Linked DNA regions of Mus musculus: region 2 is linked to region 1. The links are chromatin loops, found by intact Hi-C in ENCODE. Cell type or tissue: heart. All regions are shown on one strand.

Region 1 (2,500 bases):
TTATTAAAGAAGATGCTGGGTGTGGGGCTGCCAAGATACCTCAGTAGAGAAAGGCTGTTGCTGCCAAGCCTCAGATTAATCCTCATAACCCATATGTTGGAAAAAGCCAATACCTGCAAGCTGTTTGTTCTTGACCTTCACAAGGTATGCTGTGGTGGCATATATGCTTACACGCCGTTATGAAATATAATGTGGCAAGGGAGTATTTTTGGAGGGCCTGGCCAAGGTGTACCCCTGAGAAGTTACACCATAAAACAGACCTAGTGTAAAGGTTTATTGGGGGGAACGCAAGAGTACTGTGGGACTTGGTGAAGGGACAGAGGCAGACAAGTGGACAGATAGACAGGCAGACAGATGGGGGGCAGAATCATGAGGGCAGAGAGAGGGGACAGAGAAGGAGAGGGAACATTGGTGGTGGAGATCAGAGAGAGAGAGCTGGGGTGGCAGGTGGGTCCTTACATCTACTGGTACATCTGGCTGCCGTAGGTCATGATGTAAGCACTGGCTGGGTCCCTGAAAGCAGGCCAATGGAATTGCCTGTATAAAACACACACACACACACACACACACACACTCTAAAAGAAAAAAAAATAGCTGGGTAGTGCTGTTCATTTTTAACCTTACCTACCTACTCAAGAGGCACTGAGGCAGGAGGATGGCAAGTTCATAGGCCACCCTGGACAGCAGAATGAGTTTAGGGTAGAGAGACTGTCTCAAAATGAAAAACAAGGGTTGGGGAATGGCTCAGTGGGTAAGAGAGCTTTCTGGGCAAACAATAAAGACCTGAATTTAAGTTCCCAAAACTTAACAAAAAAAAGGCTGAGTAATTGGCCTGGAGAGATTATTCAGCGGTTAAACTTATCATTAAAAGCTGAGTATGTGGCCTGAAGAGATGTTAAAAGCACTGGCTGCTCTTCCAGAGGACCCTGTTTCAATCTCCAGACCCCATCACATCTGTGATCCACAGACCTGTGCATGCATGAACTCAGTTTTAAAGGTCCAAATCTAGAATATTGGTGCCTAGCATCCAAGTGCCAGCCAACTATCACTGCCTCCACACCCATCCCCCATCCCCAGGCCCCTGGAAAGTGGTAGTCATCCAAAGAGATCTACAAAGGGTTTTGTTTTCAGGTCATGCAAAAGGTGGGAAACTGAGCCCCGTGTAAGCAGGGCAAGTACTGTTAACTACAGCCCTAGCCACACCACACCTTTATCTTTCGATACAGGGTTTCTCGGTGTAGCCCTAGCTGTCCTGGAACTCACTCTGTAGACCAGGCTGCCCTCCAGTTCACAGATCCACCACCTGCCTCTGCCTCTGTTCTGGGATTAATGACTTGAGCACACACTGCTCCCCACCCCCGCCCCAGGCTCAGATTGGCATGCTGGAATTAAAATGGACTCCTAAAGGGGGAGGGGGTGGGGAGGCACGGGGAGGGAACATGTCTCCCCGGGGTCAAAGTAGAACTCAGCTCATCCCTGGGCAGGATATTGAGGTGATGGCCTGGCCTGAGTCACTACCTTTCCACCAGAGGGCGCCCAGGGCTGCGGAGCAGGGCGTGCGTGGGCGGGAGATTCTCCAGGCCAAAGTGTCTCGGGCGCACCGGGTGTGGGCTGGATCAGTGTCCTGTGCACTCTCACACTAATCCCTCCTCCTCCAGGACCCAGTGGTCTCGGGCTACAGGATCTGCTCTGGTGCATTCGATTCGTGTCAGTGCGCGTTGGAAGGTGCTTTGGAGACTAAGGGCAAACTGTACACAAACTGGCACTGGTCCTCGTCCACGCCCAGAACTGGGTTCCCAGGCCCCAAGGCGGAAAGCGGGAGGGAGGGGTGTCCCAAGGGTGGGGAGGGCCCTGAGTAACTTTTCTTCGGAAAATATGCAGGACTGGCCCCCAGCCCGAGACTGAGTCAGCGCAGAGTTGAGTCACAAACTGCACCGCCCCTGTGAGCCAGAATGGTTCCCCAGGCACCTCTTCCTTAGGGGTCCCCGCCCCAAGATAGCCTGACAGCGACACAAGCAGCAGCTTTGGCTTTATTGGCCCCGTAGGAGACACTCTTGGGTTTTCAGCCCCTTCTAGCTGTCCTCAACGCCCCCCCCCCCGCCCCATCTTATTTTTTTCTCCCACCAGGGTCAGGTACTAAGGATGCTAAGACATAAAGTGTGTGAGGCCCCTGTAGAGAGGAGGAGAGGCTATAGCACCGAGAATTCCCAATGCCCCAGGATATCCATGAAAACCTGGGCTTTGGTAAAGCATCTCCTATTCCCACCCCATGGTCTCGGTCTTTGATAGGGACTTTACTTAAATAGGACCTGAAGGTGGGCAGAGGGGCCAGATACTTTGGTTCCCAACCCCACACGCTGGGGAAACCATGGGCTCTGGGGAATGGAAACCATCCCCGAAGGAGCCAGGAAGTTGCGGTTTTTCTATCTGCTGCACAATCTTTGTGAAGTGGATGTGGTCAGAATTTAGGATTTGTGGGTAGGAAAGCGAAAGAGAGGTT
Region 2 (2,500 bases), 340 kb after region 1:
GGGCCAGAGGGATCTCCTGGAGTAAAGGTGCTTGCTGCAAGCCTGGAGACCTGAGTTCAATCCCCAGGACCCACAAAGGAGGAGAGAAATGATTCCCACCAGTTGTCCTCCGACCTCCATGTGATCCCGCACACATGCACAAAATAAATAAATCATAATGAAAGCCGGACAGTGGTGGCGCACGCCTTTAATCCCAGCACTTGGGAGACAAGAGGCAGGCGGATTTCTGAGTTTGAGGCCAGCCTGGTCTACAGAGTGAGTTCCAGGACAGCCAAGGCTCGAAAAACAAAACAAACAAACAAAAATCATAATGAAAAACGGTTCCAACTCTGTCTGCCCAACACGGACTTTAGTCCATGACTCCCCAGCCCCCAGCATCCTAAAAAGGCACTCATCCTACCAAGGCGGAAAAGATTCAGCAAGCAGGCCCAGGATCCACCGCAGGGGCCTTCCTGGACCAGACTTGACCTTCATAGTGATACTCAAGGCAGATGACAGAACTTCTACAGAGGCTTACAAGAGAAAACTGCCAGCAGCAACCGCATCCCTGACCTGCAAAAACGTCTGTGGTCCCACCCCTACCTAGGGTGAAACTTCAAGCCCCTCCTTTCCCTCCAGACTTCTGGCCCCGCCCACCAAAAATTCACACTCTGGCGCCACCTCCAATTTAACTGGCCCGCCCCCCAACAGACTGGGAAACATTCTGACCCCGCCTCTGAGTTCCCTACTTCCCTGCCTGTGTTTGGCCCCGCTCCCCAGCTCAGTAAAAACTTCCTAACTCTATCCCCGCCATTCGCCATTCTCCACCAGCACCCTAGCCCCACCCGCAAAATCCCTGACATCGTAGCTCCACCTCCACCCAGTCTCAGCCAGCCCCTGGACCCTCCCCTAGCTTCTGGGCAAGAATCAGGACCCAGCACCAGAACCAAAAAACTTTCCTGCCTAGCCCAGGAAGTCTCCGCCCCAAACACTAGTCCCATGCAATAAATAATGTAACCACGCCCTAGTGCAGCAATCAATACCTAAAACACTGAGGACAACATTCCGGCTACACCCCCAGCATCTTGACCAAACCCAGCACAACACCGCAACTCAGTCATCACCTCTTCACTCAAAGCCCAAACCCTGCCCCTTTCCCCACTCCCCTCCAAACTTTGGCCCCGCCCCAAACACATCCACCCCCCCTTAGCTCCACCCCTGGCCCTCATGACCACGCCCTGTGGCACTCCCTACAGCAAAGACTAACTTGTAAGGCCCCAAGCAATACTCTAGCCCCGCCCCCATCTTACTCCGCCCACCATTTTTGACCACTCCCCCAGGTTCACCCGCCTACCGACCAAACTCCACCCCTTACACGCCCCAACACTTTAGCCCCGCCCCCAGTTTCCACCGTGCTAACGCCCAGACTCCGCCTCTTATCCCCATCCTACACTCTTTGATCCCGCCCCCAGCGTCTCCGCCCAACGTCCCGAGCCGGGCCCCTAGTCCTCCAGGCAAAACTCTGGCCCCGCCCCCAGACCGACACAGCGTTGCAAGCCCCGCCCCACTCTGGCAGCCGCCAGGGCTTCGGGCCTGCCAGCACCCGCGCGTCTGGCTCTGCCCACGTGTTCACCGCCCAACCTCAGCACCCCTCAAGCGACACATGTGGGCGTCGGGTTCCCGCCCCCCGCAGAGTACCCTGACCCCGCCCCCGCCGGCGGCTCGCCTCCCAGTCCGCGCGCGTTCACGCTCCCCTCACGTGGGCGACCAGGCCCCGCCCTCTCCGGGCGCGCTCCCGGCCCCCTCCCCCGGTCACCTGTCCCGGAGACCCCGCGGTGTCTGCGACTCCGGCTTCGTCCGCCTTCGCGTCCACAGCTCCCGGGCCTCACTCGTCACTTCCGGCCCGCACCACGTGAAGAGAGGAAATAAGTAGGGCACTTCCGGTCTTGACATCCCATTTCCGGGTGCCTTAAAGGGTCCGCACCCGCTCAGGCTCTGCAGAAGGTAGCAGAAGCCTGTTTCTTCTTTCTGATTTCAGGGATTGGACTGGGGGCACGAGGTGGGACTTGAACCCACAGACATGTAGCCCTAAATCTCTGGGCTCCTTTTTTGGCTTACTGATTTCCGATTTTACTAAGTAGAAATCAGACATTTTACAGGGACCCCAGAAAACCTAAACTGGTTTCATTACCTCTTCTTGCAAATGAAACCTTAATTATAGAAACTGTAACCAATTCATAAAAATAGAAAAAAAAATTTAATCAACTATATAGGGGCTGGAGAGATTGCTCAGTAGTTAAGAACACTGTCTGCTCCTCCAGAGTTCAATCCCCAGCAACCACATGGTGACTCACAACGATCTGTAATGGAATCCAATTCCCTCTTCTGGTCTGTCTGAAGACAGTGACAGTGCACTCACATGAAGTCTTTAAAATATATATATATATATATATTTTTTTTTTTTTTAAATCAACATTATCCAGGCGTGGTGGCACAAGCCTTTGATCCCAGCACTTGGGAG

What was found. Hi-C counts contacts between places; a loop is a spot of excess contacts. Peaks named below come from ENCODE experiments on the same cell type or tissue, not always from the same donor. Only the 100,000 strongest peaks of a DNase experiment are listed, where the experiment ranks them.
Region 2: it touches region 1 in a loop (2.1-fold over the local background); 2 of 42 quality-filtered maps call a loop at or near these places.

Annotation. Positions count from the first base shown.
Region 1 is chr7:15,946,974-15,949,473 of GRCm38, forward strand. It overlaps Ehd2 (EH-domain containing 2), which reads right to left. Exons shown (of 6, transcript NM_153068.3): 6 at 2,014-2,500. It overlaps Gm24576 (a long non-coding RNA gene), which reads left to right. Exons shown (of 2, transcript XR_391165.4): 2 at 1-817. Among named protein-coding and RNA genes, the nearest start is that of Nop53, 2.1 kb to the left of the region's middle. In heart, a CTCF peak has its summit at 1,523 (motif pointing right); DNase peaks (open chromatin) are centred at 1,088, 1,808 and 2,278; H3K4me3 peaks cover 1,185 bases; H3K27ac peaks cover 1,282 bases.
Region 2 is chr7:16,284,905-16,287,404 of GRCm38, forward strand. Ccdc9 (coiled-coil domain containing 9) reads right to left here and starts at 1,876. Exons shown (of 14, transcript NM_001382411.1): 1 at 1,796-1,876. In heart, no CTCF peak of the experiment used is centred here; DNase peaks (open chromatin) are centred at 1,437 and 1,837; H3K4me3 peaks cover 2,239 bases; H3K27ac peaks cover 2,103 bases.